2 separate regions of the Homo sapiens genome follow, and region 2 is linked to region 1. A link is an interaction called in ENCODE POLR2A ChIA-PET data of the cell type or tissue named here. Cell type or tissue: Panc1. All regions are shown on one strand. Links, peaks and the distances in the headings refer to the core of each region. The heading gives the core; the rest is flanking DNA. Region 1 overlaps TNPO1 (transportin 1). Region 2 overlaps ZNF366 (zinc finger protein 366).

Region 1 (7,872 bases), core at 2,386-4,885:
GAATATTAGAGTTCTAGAGTCTGAATGGTCAAATGAGATATTGAAATGGGAAATAGGGAGGTGGATTTGTCCTGGAATTTTCTGGAGTAGATAGAATACATATAGGAATAGTGGCTACATCTTAATCCAAAAAGACACTCCATGCCAGAGCGAATATTACAACTCAGTACTGAAAAAAAGCTGATAACCGTGAGACCATAAAGTTGGGATTGATATATGCCTTTTTAATGGTTAAATTTTTAAAACAAAGCAAAACTTTTCAATGTAGTGTAGAGAACAGGCGCTTTGGAGCCACACTATTTGGATTCAGATTTTGGCACCTTCTGTAATTATCTGTGTGACCTTGGGCAAGTTATTTAATCTCACTTTTTCATCTTATGTTATGAGGATTAAATGAGTTAATACACTAAGCTCTTAAAACTGGGCCTGACATGTATTAACTTTTCTATAAATAATAACTGCTGTTATCATCAATGTCATTATCACTGTTAATTATTTCAGAAAACTATAGAAAACCATAAAATAAAAATTACAAATATCAGTACTACGTAGTAACTACTGTAAGCCCTTTTGCGCATTTCCTTCCAATGTTTTTTTCTGAGTTTATTGGATTTTTTTCACAGTTGAGACTTTACTATGTGAGTAATTTTGTATTCTCACCATAAGCATTTTCTTATGCTACTTAATTATTTTGTCACCATATTTAATGTTTGCATGTTTGTGTGGATTTCTCATTATTAAACAGTTTCTAATTTTTTTGCAGTTATAAGAAACACTGCAATGAACATCCTCATACAAAAATCAATTTCTGCATTCTGGATTATTTAGAGTCCCCAAAGCAAAAATACTGAGTCAAAGTAAACATCCAAAGCTCATGGTCCATACTGCAAATTGCTTTTACTTAAGGGAATTTAATAATGAACTTATTAATATAATAAATTGAGACTACACAGTATTGTTCCTGTTGCTTTGGGATTGGAGGAATAGAGAGTGGATTAACGTTTTCCTTGTAATGTACTAGACATCATTTGTAGGCATTTAACATACATTGTCACTTTCATGTACATTTTTCTCATTTATTATGTTGGCTCTGTGTTATACATGGAAGTTACTTCTATTTTACTGATGAGAAAACAAAGTGTAAATAGGTAAGTACTTTGTCCAAGGGCTCAGAGCGTTCGAGCCTGAATCTGAATCTAGATCTGCTTGACTGCAAAGCTCATCATGCTGTTTTATTTGTATACTTTTATATCATATACATATTCAGAATTTTATACTATAACTAACTATAGATCACAGACCACATTTTTAAGATAGCTAAACTGAGCTGGGAATAATGAATGGGTAAGTTGCAAAGTTAAACAAGACAGGGCTTAACTTTCCACATTTTAGAAAAAGAAAATCTTTACCTGGATGAGATATAATTGGTAACAACTATATAAAACCGGGTTCTAAAGTGAATGCACCAAATATCTGTGGGTGCAATTCTTAATGATCTTAACACAAATAGGTGAGAGAAAACCAAAGAAATCTCAAATTTGATTAAATTTGGGGAATAAGAGAAATGAAAAGGCCCGTAAGTGCTAAAATTGAAATATACGTTTAGTAAAACTCCTGGTAAAGTAAATGAAGGTTTTACTGGGGAAACAAGCAAAAAAATATGTGTTTCACATAAGGAGAATAGAACTGCCTACAAGGTGTAGGAAGTTAAATTTATACTGAAAATTAGAGAAAAATTCATATTTGAGTTGCATTTTATAGATGACTCCGAAGCCATTAGTAAAATAATTTATTAGTGGAGCCCCTTTATCCTAGATGCATATGTTTCTACCACAAATGAAAAAGTTAATGCTAGGAAGGATAAGATTCCACCACTTTTGTTTTTACTAAGAAAGGAATTAAGGAAGAGAAGTATTTCAGCAAATCATGAATATACTAAATAAATGCAAATAAATTATTAGGAATAGGTGGTATCCAACAAGATTTTAAAGATAAGAATATAAAAGTACAGAACTATTGATTATTATGCTACCATTTGAAATTGTGTTTTTGAAAAATATTTAATGAAATTAAATATATATTTTGACTGGAGCATAGCAGAACTAGGAAATGATGAGAGAGCTAGCAAACCATGAAGGACTTTTGTGCCATTTATTAGTGCTGGGATTATCTCTTGTCGAGAGATTTACATACTAGTGGAGAAAGAGATATGTAAATAAACAAGTTCAATAAGTGTATTTACAGCTTTTGTGATATAAATCTGTAAAAACACCAAGAAAGGCCAGTAATAGATTCGTTGAATAGATTAGGGGGAATGTCTGGAGCATTTTGGGAACTAGGAACAGCATTTCAGTGAGTGTGTCAGTAAACATAAAGATCTGCTGTGTTCTTGGAACTCTTAAGCGGTTCAGGGGCCCTGAAAGGTATATAGCAGGGGTCCACAAACTTTCTGTAAAGGGCCAGGTAGCAAATATTTTCTGCTTTGTGGGCCATACCATCTCTACCACTGTAGTGCAAAAACAGTTATGAAACCAATGGTATGGCCAGATTTGACTAAGGTCTTAATTAGACAAACTCTAATATATAGTAGAGAGGGATGTTGAAGAGAGAGAACCTACTGAGCCTTATGTCACCCTATCATGAGCCATTGAAAGATATGAAACGAATCTAGAAGATTGATTTGTATGAATCATTAAGAGCAGAATAAAATAGATTTTTAAAGCACTCTACATCGATTTAAAAGGGAAAACAACTCAGTTTTTTAAGTGGGCAAGTTCCACAGAAGAGGAAATATGGCTAGCAGGTAAACATGGAATAATGATTTACCTCACCAGCAGAAAAATGCAAAGTAAAGCAGTGACTTTTTTTTTTTTCTCATTATACTGGCCAAAGAGAAAAAAGTTTTGTTAGTATGTATTGAGAAGGTTGTAGGGATAACATTGAATATATCGGTACGGCTATTTTAAAGTAAAAATATCTTTGACCCAGCAGTTTCCATTTCTTAGAGAAACACGTGAGTATATCAGGAGTCATGTGTGCTAGGATTAGTCCTTGTTAGTAACCACAGAAACTCCAGACTTCCTGTTCACATTTTGTCTCTGGCATTCCATTCATAAAAAGTTCTACACTTTTTTTTTTTTTTTTTTTGGAGATGGAGTCTCGCTCTGTTGCCCAGGCTGGAGTGCAGTGGCATGATTTCGGCTCACTGCAACCTCTGCCTCCTGGGTTCAAGCAATTCTCCTGCCTCAGCCTCCCGAGTAGCTGGTACTACAGGCACACATCGCCATGCCCAGCTGATTTTTTGTATTTTAGTAGAGATGGGGTTTCACTGTGCTGTGCAGGCGTGTCTCCAACTTCTGACCTCAGGCAATCCGCCCACCTTGGCTTCCCAAAGTGCTGGGATTACAGGTGTGAGCCACTGCGCCCGGCCTGGCCTGGGTCTACACTTTTTTTTTTTTTTTTTTTTTTTTGGAGACACAGTCTAGCTCTCTTGTCCAGGCTGGAGTGGGGTCTATGCTTTTTCTTAAACCTCTTCTCAACTTTTCATACCCTTCTACTGTACTTTGTGAAATTAACTATCCATCATCTGCAAAATCCAGTCTGAACCATTCTTAGATGTTGCTTTCACTTTCTTGCTGTAATGGAAACCGGACTCTCTTCCACTGTGCAGTTGTGGCTGTTTTTGTTTGTTTGCTCCGTAACTTTCCTCCCACTGTTTCTAGAGGTGGGAAAGATATCTGTCATGAGTCTTCTTACTTCTTTCAGACTATGCTTCCTCCTTTCTCCCTATAATCTTCAGTTTTGAATTATGTCATAAAGGCCCACTGTCCCACTCTCCAGTCTTTATATTGAAATTGATAAGAATGTACATAACTGATCCACCCAAACCCTGGCCTCTCACTTCCTAGACCTCTCTTCCAGTGCTCTTCCCATCTATGCTATATCAGCCACTCATTCCACAGTGATACCCTCGTGCACTGTCAATAACTGCAGTCCCTCCATAGTTGCCATTTCATGTGTTCTGCTCTGTTACCGCTTCTTCCTATTTTTGCAGCTCACTCCTAGTGCCTCAGCCCTAACCATCTTCTGACCCCAATGGAATCTCCAACCCATTGATCCTATTACTGCTCCCCTGCCCCTTACCCTCTTGATGTTTTCACTCCCTTTTATGTGGAATTTACTCATCTAAATTTCATGATTAATCAGTTTAATTACTTCTTTGGATCCCTTTCCTTGCTCTTTGCTTGTTTGGCAAAACCAGAGCTCTAGTTAAAACAAACTCTGGGGTTTTTTTTGCACTTGCCCCTATGTAACTGAGCATGGCCAGAAAAAAAACCACACAACCACACATGGCCACAAACCTTAAGTGGGTCTGTAATGCTGCCTGATGGTTGTACTGTATTTTCCTAGTCTGCTTACTCTTCCACTCCTCTAAATGACTATTTCATATCTTATTTTCCCCAAACCTTCTATATCTCTTTTCCCATCCTCACCTTCAGCTCATGACCTTGCTTCCCACTTTGCTGAGAAAATTGAAGTAATCAGAACTTCCATAGATTGCCACCACTCCACATACCTCTGGCACTCTATTTATGAAAGGGTCTGCGCAGCATCTGCTCAGTACATGGCTGTCTTCCTGCCTGTTACCTTAGATTAACTGTTCATATTCTTGTCTGCCTTTGTACTAGGCCCCATTCTCTCTCATCTGCTCAAGGACTTTGCTTCAGGTTCTCTTCTTCCACATCATCAATTTTGTTCTTTTTATTGAATCATTTCTATCAGCAAACAGATATGCTATTATTTCTCCCCTCTTAGGAAAAAATCTTGTCCCACTTCACCACATTACCCCAATTTTTTGTTTCCTTTGGGAGCAGTATTTCTCAAAATAGTTGTCTGTACTTGCTATTGCCAAGTTCTCTCCTCTAGTACTCTGTTAAACCCACTCTAGTGAGGTCTTTGTCTGCACCACTCCCACAGAAACAGCTCCTCTGGTTCTTCAGTAGCCCCCATATTGTTAAATGCCCTGTGTTATTGATTCTCATCCTATGTGACCTGTCAGCAGCATTTGACACAGCTGTTTGCTTCCCTTAGCCTTGAAACCATTTCTTCTTTGCCTTCGAGGACGTCACACGTTCCTGGTTATCTGCTGTCTCAGTGCTGGTCCTTGTAATTCTCCTTTTCCTTTATTTTCACTGACCTCTTAATGTTGGAGAGCCCCAAGTCTTAATTGTTTGTTTATTTGTTTCTATCTATGCTCACTTTATTGGTAATCTCATTTAGTCTCATGGCTTGAAATACCATGTAAATATCAACAATACCCAAATTTAGATCTTTAGCCCCCTCCTCAATTCCAGTCTTACATGTGCAACTACCTATTCAACATCTCCCCTAAATGTTTAATAATAGACATCAAAGTCAGCATATCCAAAACTAAACTCCTAAACTTTCTCCCCAATGCCTGCTTTACCCACAGACTCTCCCATTTCTGTCAGTGGCAACTCCGTCCTCCTGTAGCTCAGACCAAAATCTTGGCCTTATTTTTTTACTTCACTTTTTCTTTTACTCTTCAGATCTGTTCTTTCAGGACAATCTGTTTTCTGTATCGTCAAAATACATCGAAAATCCTATCATGCCTCACTGCTTCCTCCACTGCCACCACCCTTGTCCAAGCCACTACCATCACATCTTGTTGGATTACTGAAATAGGTTACTACCTGGTCTGCCCCTTCTGCCCTATCCCCTTCCAACAGTATTTTCTCAATACAGTAGCCAGAATAAACCTTTCGCAAATTAAGACAGTCCCTGTCACTTCTCCTGCAATGGCTCCTGTTACGATCTGAATGTATGTGTCCTCCCAAACTGTTGAAATCCTAACTCCCAAGGTATTAGGAAATGGGAGTGGAGTCCTCATGAATAGGATTGGTGCCCTTAAAAAGTCCTAGAGGCCAGGTGCGGTGGCTTATGTCCGTAATCCCAGCACTTTGGGAGGCTGAGGTGGGCGGATCATGAGGTCAGGAGATCGAGACCATCCTGGCTAAAACCGTGAAACCCTGTCTCTACTAAAAATACAAAAAATTAGCCGGGCGTGGTGGCACGTGCCTGTAGTCCCAGCTACTCGGGAGGCTGAGGCAGGAGAATCGCTTGAACCCAGGAGGCGGAAGTTGCAGTGAGCTGAGGTCACGCCACTGCACTCCAGCCTGGGTGACAGGGTGAGACTCTGTCTCAAAACAAAACAAAACTCTAGAGAGATCCCTTGCCCTTTGTCTCTTGAGGACACAGCAAGAAGTCTGTGAGCTAGAAAGCAGCCCTCACCAGATACTGAATATGCCTTGCTCTTGGACTTCCCATCCTACAGAATGGTAAGCAATCAATTTCTGTCATTTATAAGCTATCTCATTTATGGTATTTTGTTATAGCAACCCGAATGGACTAAGACATTCCCTTTCATTCACTCAGAGAAAAGCTGGTCCTGTGAGGCTCTACATGATCTGCCCAATCCACTCCACTTTCTCCTTACCTTCCTGACCTCATTTACTGTTACCACTGTTCTCCCCTTACTCACTGGCCTGCTTGCTATGTCTGTCCTGTTCCTACTTTAGGACTCTTGCTGGCTCCACTCTCTGAAATGTACTTCTTCCACATATCTGCTTGGCTCAATGGACTTACCTCCCAGTCTTTGCTCAGATCTTACCATCTATGAATACCCTGTTTAATACTATATTCTATCCTGCCCTTCCCCACCCACTCTTATCCTGGACTCCTTTTTATTTTTTGCATAGCACATACAACCTTCTAACATACTATATTAGGGGTCAGCAAGCCACAGCTCCATGAGCTTCTGCCCTGTTTTTGTACATCCTATAAGCAAAAGAATGGTTTTTACATTTTTAAACGGTTATGAAACAAAGCAAAAAATACGTGACATATATATGTGGCCTGCAAAGCCTAAAATATTTACTCTCTGTCCCTTTTCAAAAAAAGTTTACACTATGTATTTTATTCTGTTTATTGTCCTCCTCCTCCTGCAAGAATACAAGCTCCAAGAGGGCAAGATCTTTGTTTTATTTTTTGCTGTATCTGCAAGATACAGATACAGAGCCTAGAATGTAGTAGACACTTAGTAAGTATTTGTTAAATGAATTGTTCGTGATGGTGCAAAATGGTAATTATGTTAAATGTTCACCAATAGACCTATATATCACAATGAGTAACAAAATCTGTATAATGACTAGGAAAGTTAAGGCGTATTTTGAAGTTTGTTACAGAACAGGCCTAAAACACTTTTTGTTTCTACAGATACCTGTGTATTTAATTCCATAGAGAAGAACGCTACAAGGATACATAACCAAATGCATACTAAAGTACTTCTGGGGAGGGGACCGAGATTAAGAGAGATAGTTGAAAGGAGCTTGAATTTCATATGTATTGTTTGCTTTTCTTTTTTTTAGCAATGAGAAACAGTCACATGTTAATGTTTTACATTAAGTTTTTTTAATGAAGAGATGAGAAAAAACAAATACATATTAAGAAAATAAAGCAGTGAGAGGAAATGGAGAGTAAAGGGTAGGGTAGAGAGAAAAGGAAGAGGACATTGCCTTTCTTAAATGTCGTATTTGGCCAGCAGTCAATCTGAAAGAGGGGAAGGAGTGAGCAATGTGAATATGGGGGAAAGAGCATGCAAAAGTAAAGGCCCTTAGGTGGGAACAAACTTAGCATGATCTGGGCACTGTAAGAAAACCAGTGTGATGAACATAGTGAAAAAGGGGACAGAGACTACTAGGTGATAAGTTCAGAGAGATGGGCAGGCACCCATGTTAGGTACAGCTTTGCAGGCTGTGATGAGGATATAAGATCTGTGTGATAGGAAACCAC
Region 2 (7,872 bases), core at 3,342-5,841, 350 kb before region 1:
TGTTTATTATAATAATCTCCACACTTGCAGGCCAAATCCTAAGTTGCCATGGCCCCACCAGATGCTGCTCTCCCATGCAGCCTACCTGAGCAGCCAACTGCCTTCTTTCTTTGACATTTCATTGGCTGTATCCGCCATATTGCTGCAAGATTCTGCAGGGCAGGAGGAGGAGAGAACCTTCCCCAGTGGAGTCTTTATGGAGACTTCTAGGTGAAACCTTTCTTTCCAAAAGAGCCAGAAGTGAACCCCTCACTTCTCTGAAGCCTATCACAATTGTTGGATGTTCCACTCATTGGCAGGGTCCTGTGCTGCCAGTCACCTTTCTGTGTGGGTGGATGTCCTATATTTCTAACATAGTTTGGTTAGAAAGTCAGAAACTTGCCTGGTGCCTCATACATGGTTCAAATCCAATCATTACTTGGAAATTTACTTGACAAATAACCGTGTCCTAGGTTTCTCTTGCTCCCTGATCCCAAGCAAAATTTTTCCATTTCCGGAAGACAGGACTAACTGGTTGACTTGTCCTGTCCCAGTTTATCCCAAGCCAACCTCGCGTAAATTAACTGCCAAGAACATCTCCCATGAGGAAGGTGCTTTAGCCATGGCATAGCAGGGACTGGGGTAGTGCTCCTCAGAATGGATGGCCCCTGCTTCATCCTGGCTCAGGCTCCTTGGCCAATGAGTGGCATGTTCCTTTGATATGAAAGATAGAATGTCCTGTTTCACTGAAATAACATAAAGGAATGTGGGAAGGTTCTGAAAATGCCCAAGGTGACAGTGGGCAAATGCCAATGAGTCTCTCAGTGAGTATGCAACCACAGAGTAAAACACACCCACATTCCTGCAAATACAGTGTGTCCTGGGGGAGCAGGCCACCATGATTTCCCTCACTGACTCAATAGCTGCAGATTCCCCGTGACTCTCCATGCAAATGCTCATTCGCTTTGTGGAAAAGCCCATCCTCATGGGCAGATGGGTCTGTGACCCCACTGTTCACTGTTTCTTTTTATTTTATGTAGTAGACTTCTTGCTATATTTCTGCCTTCTGATGAATGATCACTCTGCATCTGGATACCTTTTCTCCCCACTTTACATTTTTATTGTTCCAAGTCTTCTCATTCGTCTGCTTCATATTGATTTTTTTCTATTGATTCTGCTCACTAAAATCATTCTTATAAAATATACATACTGATAAAATACATGCACTTATCTCCTTGTGTACATGTACAGATAGCCTAGCTCTAGAAGGAAATAGAAGAATCTGGTATTATCTGCTGTCTCTGGGGAAAAGGACTGTATGGCTGGAGGAGGAAGGTTTGGGAGTGAAGCAGCTGAGTTACCAATTTATGGAGGGGCCGTTCCCATCATAGTCTATGGGTGGGTGCCTCTGCAGCTGTTCAGTGCCTGGGTGGAAAGGAAACTTTTAATGGTATACTTTTGCAACTTATACTTCTATACACTGTAGATGACTTAGCTATTCAAACACTTGCATTAAAAATGTAAAAATTCATATTGGCTTTCAAACAGCAAACACTCAGACAAAATTAGACTTGGGATTCCCTTCCTTTTGAGCTCTGAAAAATTCTCTTGAGGCATTTTAATAGACTCCTTGATTTTTCTGCCCAAGGTCTTAAAAAAAATTTTTTTTTAAGAGACGGGGTCTCACTTTGTTGCCCAGGCTGGTCTTGAACTCCTGGCCTCAAGTGATCCTCCAGTCTTAGCCTCTGCCTAAGGTCTTTGGATGCTCCTGTCAGACTTCACCCAGGCTTTTTCTTTGGGCATACAGTTTTATGACCTAGGCTTGTATCATCAGGAAAATAAATACAAGCCACAGTAAAAACTCAGACTGTGAGGAACTGCCCTGCAGGTATTCACTCAGCAAACTGCTTCAAGTGTCTCTTCTGTGTCTGCACTATGCTGGGTGCCAGGAGGACAATGTCTTATAAACCAAAAACTAGGTTCAAGGAACTCACCATCTAGTGAAAGAAACTGACAACCAGATGTCGTGCAAAACATTTTAGGAGCTACTAGAGGAATATTGAACTGGTTGGTTGATTTACTGAACATGAGAGAACAAAAAGCAGAACTACATTTCCTTGACTAACATCAGAAACTATTTTCTTTCAAAATGTTCTTTTTTTGTGTGTTTTTATTTAATCATTAAAATGTCAGTTAAAACAACATGAAAAGGATGAAGGACTATCTTTGGATGTGAAGGATGAGAGAAAAAGTTTCCCCTTTCCCAACCAGTGCCACAGCCTTCCCTACCAGTGGGTTCTGTAGAACAGAGGAAGAATTTGGGGACTTGCAAAATTAGGCTGACCTTCAATTAACTGCATTAAGAAAGCCAGTAAGTATAAGTCCAAAAATGAACTGCAGTTAACCTTGAAATAAAGAAGAATCGGTTAGAAAGATTCATAGTAATTACAGAATTACACACTGCAAATATGATTAATCCAGTTTCTCCATTCCAGCCCTCCGAGTTTCTCCCTGGCTTCTTCCCCAGTGCTGAGAGGGCACTCTGGCGTGTCAAGGGTGAGCCCTGTAGATTTTGGCAATGTAAAGTCCTTCCCCGGGGCCCTAATGTAGTTGAGTTGCTTAAAAGCTGCTTTCAGGGTAAATGAAAAGTCCAGTCCTATTTGTACCACTGTAGAACCACACAATATCAAAGTGCAAATCATGCCCCAGCCCTCAGACAGAATCAGTCCCCCTTCCTCTCAACTCCCACAGACTATGCCCACACCCTCGAGGGAGCTTCCTCATGGGGTATTGCATAATCTAACCTCCCACAACACTGGGATCTCCTTGAAGCCAGGGACCATTTCCTAAACCTTTCTGCGTTGTCACTATCTTATACAATCACCAGTACTTAACATTTGTAAGTGATGGATTTTCAAATTGCTATAATTTGCTAGTCTTAAGAGAATTTTGTTCTGTTCTTTTACAATAAATAGTAGATAAAACTGCCTGGAATGTGGATATGAGGCTGGAGGAGGAGCAGCCATATTGGAACAATGAGGCAACAATGCTTCCTACCATGTATGGTCAAGAGGTAGAGGGAGATTGTCAGTGTGGAGCTCCTGTACCCACTTGGTGCTGGTCTTCTTGTTATTTGAGAAAATGAATCCTTTACTTGGTTAAGAAAATGTATTCAGAGTTCTGTGGCTTGCAGCGAAACACAATCCTTATCTGATATATAGAGCAAATCAAATGTCAATTCCTCTACCTGACTGTCAAAGTTCTCCATAATCAAGTCCAACTCTGTTCCCCTTCTCTCTAAAATCCTGTCAACTGCAGTCAGATCAGACTTTCACAATTAGCTACAAGAGGCATAATAATTCCTTCCTCGTTGCCTTTGTTTAGACTGATTGGCCATCCAGAAATGTTCTTTTCATTGACCCATTCCATTCTTCCCGGCTGAACTTAAGTTCAGCTTCTTCCCGGAAACCTTTGCTCCCTACTCAGTTATCTGTCTCTTGTTTCAAATCCTATGACATTAAACCCACTGATCCCCGGGTTAAATGTATGTTTTCCCCCTATATTGCACTCTGATTATTTTGTGTTTAGGTTTAGTGCTTAACCAGTGCTTAAGCTCCCTGCAGCCTAGGATTCATACTCTCTTCTGTCATTGCACCTTGCACTGTACTGGTCACCATGAAGATACTCAGTAGATATCCCTTGCTTGGTTGTGATCCTCTTACTATGCATTGCTATATCTGCCTTTGAAAAGAGGTTTGTCTGTGGCTTGAAGAGCACATGTGAATTTAGGTTGTATCTCCATCTGGCAAATTAATGTTGCCATTGGTTGCCAGTTCAGAATCAGAATGAATTAATTTGCCATGTGGAGAAATTTGCAGCAGCAAACATTATCATTATGGCTTATTTATTGCTGTGAGCACTATGTTGAATTTGCACATTGTTTAAAGAGCATTTGTTGGTACTGGAGATGAACCTTTAACCTCTTAAATCTATGTCTTTGGCCTCAAGAAGATGAGATCAGGAGTTTCTGACACTGTCTCAGAAGCACCACAAAGGCCAATTAAAAGGCTCAGAACTCTCAGGCTCCTGCACGGAGCTGGGGCAGCTAAGCCATCCTGAAAGTCTCCTTGGAGGGCTGTGGTTCTCCACTGCACACAAAGGAGAAAGGACAGGGGAGGGGGGAAAATGCCACTGTTGATTAAATCTGTGAGGGTTTAAGTATTCTTCCACTACATTGAAATAATCACAGGACTTATATCTTGGACAGGTTTGTATCTCTCTTTTGGGACTTAAACTGTGAAAATAAAAAAGGACATCAGAGTAAGGGAGGGAAAGTCCAAATTCAGAAAGGAAGGTTACTGTAATTTTTCAGTTTTCTATGTTAATTTTTTTAATAAGATTTCATCACATTCATAACCTTGCTTTCTTTTTCTTTGTCTCAAATGTACACCCATGCACACACACACACACACACACACAGACACACACACAAGCCATGTAAAGTAATCCAAGTTGCTTATTCTTTGTGTGTGCATTACATTAACAAAATAGGGGGTTCCCTTCAAAGATATAGTTCCCTTAGCAACCTTACTGGAATTTCCTTCTCTGTATGGAATCCTCCACATCTTTAACCACAGAATCCACTTACTATTTGGAATTCTAAGTCTGCCTTATTGAATAATAATTCCTAATTTAGGAATTACAATGACTCTTTATTTGGCATTTTAATCTCAATTTTTAAAAATTTAATTAGAAAGAAAGGAGGGGTAGCATAAAAGAATTGTTTCTCTTGAACTTTTCTGTCCAGGGTACAGATCTTGGGACAAACACCCACAGAAGCCTTTATAAAAGCCTATGAGGTGCTTTGGGAGCTTCTTTGAGGAGGCTCAATGTTGCTTACTGAGAACTCCACCCTGGAGTCTTGAGAAGAAAGGCCAGAGTTACCATCTTTGCTCTGACATGCAGGAGCTTATGAGCAGCAATCCTGAAGCCCGCAGCCTGAAGACCTTCCTGTAGGGCTCAGGGACCCAAAAGTGAGCAGAAAGCTGCCTTCACAGACTGGTCCCTGATGTATTTACTGCCCAACACAAGGAAGGCCCATGGTGGGTGGGAGAGAAGGGGGTCTTCTGCAAAGATCTTCCTTCTAAGGGAAGATGAAATGCCTTCCCTTAGAGGCTTGCTACCTCACTGGAGGAAACTCACTAAAGATCATAGGACCATAGATTTTCTAAGCTGGAAGGAACCTAAAAGGACTACAGAGGTAAGCCGCACTAAATTCTCTTAAACTTTCAGAGGCTTGGTTTCCACATTTATGAAACTCAACTGGTAATGCCTACCTTAGCAATTCATTCAATGAGACCATTATCTTGCAGAGGGCCTGTACAGAATAAGTGAGTTTTGATCTGCTTTTAGTACTATCAATATACAAGTCAGAAAACTGTATTCAATAGATGATGCTGATAATAGGATATCATGTTGGAGTGAGGTAGTCAAAGGAGTTCTGCTATTGATTTAATAGTAGGTAAAAGACAAAAAGACTGGAGCATTCTGAAACCAAATCACTGAGGGTAAGACATGCCCTCTAAGGTGGCTTCCAGCAACAGTGGTTGATTTGGGCTGATCTGCCCAATCAGAGGCTCTCATTGTCCATCAGCCCGTAAAATCTGGCCTCGGGGAACACGGTGACACCATGCCGTCATGAACAAGGAGCAGGATCTGTCTGACTGCAGCCCTGTTGTAGCACTGAGCTCACCACGTGTAAAGAAGCAAAGTATGACCCCATAACAATGATGCCCTGACCACTCTAAAGTTACAAATCTCTGCATCCCTGGCTGTCTCTTTCACAGCCTCAAGTTTTATTTTCCTGGTAGCACCATAAAAAAATTTCTTGGTCATTCATATGTTTATTATCTGACTTGCCCCACTAGATCCTAAGTTTCATAAGACCAGGTACCTGGCCTGTGTTCACTGTTGTATGTCTCTAGAAGAATGGCTGGTACATGGTAGGTCAGCACACGAGAATCACTTTGGAAGTTTTAAACATACAATGCCCCCTCCCTTAAAAAATGCAAACCTAGGCTCTTTCTTAGACCAAAATCACCTCAGGATCTCTTGGGTGGGAGTCAGGCATCGATGTTTTTTAAGAGCTCTGTATTGTAGGTGATTCTCATGGCCATCCTAGGCTGAAAAGTACTGTAGGGAGTACTCAGTGAATCTCTGTTCGATGTAAATGGAAGTCTCTACAATAAGGGAAGTGTGAATGGACATGGTGAGTGGGTGAGCATGGCAGCAGAGACATTCTGCTGGAAAAAGCCCTATGACTTGCAGTCATCCCTCCCTTTCCACCACCCACCCAGGATACTAATGGTGGGGTGTTGGAGGTGTGGAGAAAATTTTTCTGTATGTCAAGATTGAGTTGATGAGGCACAGCCATGGCAATGGCCATCTGGGGTCCAGGTAATCACAAAGGAAAAGTCCTGAACAGGTTATGCTCTCCCCTGGCAGCAGTGGGGAGTGCTCACAGGTGCACCATTTGTATGCATGTGAGCCCTGAGCGGAAGACTTCTCTCCATCCCACATCAAGACCCTGCCCAGCCACTTGGTGAGAAGCTGGGTTGGAGATACGGCTACCACCATAGGGATGGCTCTTCTAACCCACAAAGCTTAACAATGAGGAAGAGGGCAGGATGCTTTCTCTCTGCATGACTATGATACTTCTGAAAGGTCGGGCTGTGGGATTTTTTTTTTTCACTTCTGTCTTGGAAATCACCTCCATATGCTGGTTGGACTTCAGGATACAATTTCTTTACATTGAGAAAGCATTTCCCACCATATAGAGGAGACAAAGTGGAACTGCTGGTTTTTCAACTCCCTTAATGGCTTTCAATGCCATTTGTCAAAAGGTTGGTTTTCTTTACAATATTAAAAAAATTTCTAACAACAAACAACTAAATGCAAAATCTTCCCTTGTACTTTGATTGATGGTTCACACCTTTTGGAATATCTAGCTCATATTTTTAGAAATAAGCAGCTGGTACTCTTGACATTTAATTTTAACAAAATGCCTCATTCAATTCCTTCTTTCCCAGAGAGGGTACACAGAATATTGGAAAATATCCAGTGGCACTGATCCAAGCGTCTACATTAAGTGTGGAGGAATGGGAGGATATGCTTTTAATGTCCTGGAAGTTGAGCTAATGGCATTGAAATGGCTGATCTTAAGAAAACATGATTGTGACAAGGAAGGATGACTATTCTAGCTGCTATTGATATCTGCAGGAGAGACCTTTAAAACTGAGGGTGACCAAATAGGTTTCTGTTCCTGGGTTAGTGTTTTACCCAAAGAGCTTTGCTGCAAATCAACAATTCTGGTAACAATAATGATAGCTATTATTAACTGAGGACTCACCACATGCAAGTCTTTTATATGGAGTCTATGGTTTAATCAGTACAATTATCCCTATTTTATAGGTAAGGAATTTGAGGCACAACGAATATAAATGACTTATCTACGGTCACATAACCTGGAAGTAAGGGATCAGACCGTAAATATTTTCAGCTTTCTGAGGCACACAGTCTCTGTTGCAACTACTCAATCCTGTCAGTGGCAATGAAAGCAGCCAGAGTCACCACATAAACAAACGGAAGTGGCTGTGTTTTAATAAAACTTTATTTACAAAAAAAAAAAGTGGTGGGCTGGATTTGACCTGAGGTCTATAGTTTGCCAATTTCTGCTCTTAGTCATGACATAAGAACTATTGCAAACAGTTGTTGAGCCCACTTATATAATGGCCTTCTGGATAAATATTTGAGGGTTTGTTTTTTTTTAATGAATCCTATTTCTGAATTCCAGCAACACTCTCAAAGTTTTGGTGGGAAAAGACATTTCAGTGA

The links. Peaks named below come from ENCODE experiments on the same cell type or tissue, not always from the same donor. Only the 100,000 strongest peaks of a DNase experiment are listed, where the experiment ranks them.
Region 2: POLR2A ChIA-PET joins it to region 1 with 10 read pairs; 3 of 35 experiments call an interaction of 5 or more read pairs at or near these places.

The regions. Positions count from the first base shown.
Region 1 is chr5:72,819,463-72,827,334 of GRCh38, forward strand. The region is part of intron 1 of TNPO1 (transportin 1); the gene reads left to right. Among named protein-coding and RNA genes, the nearest start is that of TNPO1, 6.7 kb to the left of the region's middle. In Panc1, for the core only: no CTCF peak of the experiment used is centred there; no DNase peak of the experiment used is centred there; H3K27ac peaks cover 570 bases.
Region 2 is chr5:72,470,219-72,478,090 of GRCh38, forward strand. The region is part of intron 1 of ZNF366 (zinc finger protein 366); the gene reads right to left. Among named protein-coding and RNA genes, the nearest start is that of ZNF366, 33 kb to the right of the region's middle. In Panc1, for the core only: no CTCF peak of the experiment used is centred there; no DNase peak of the experiment used is centred there.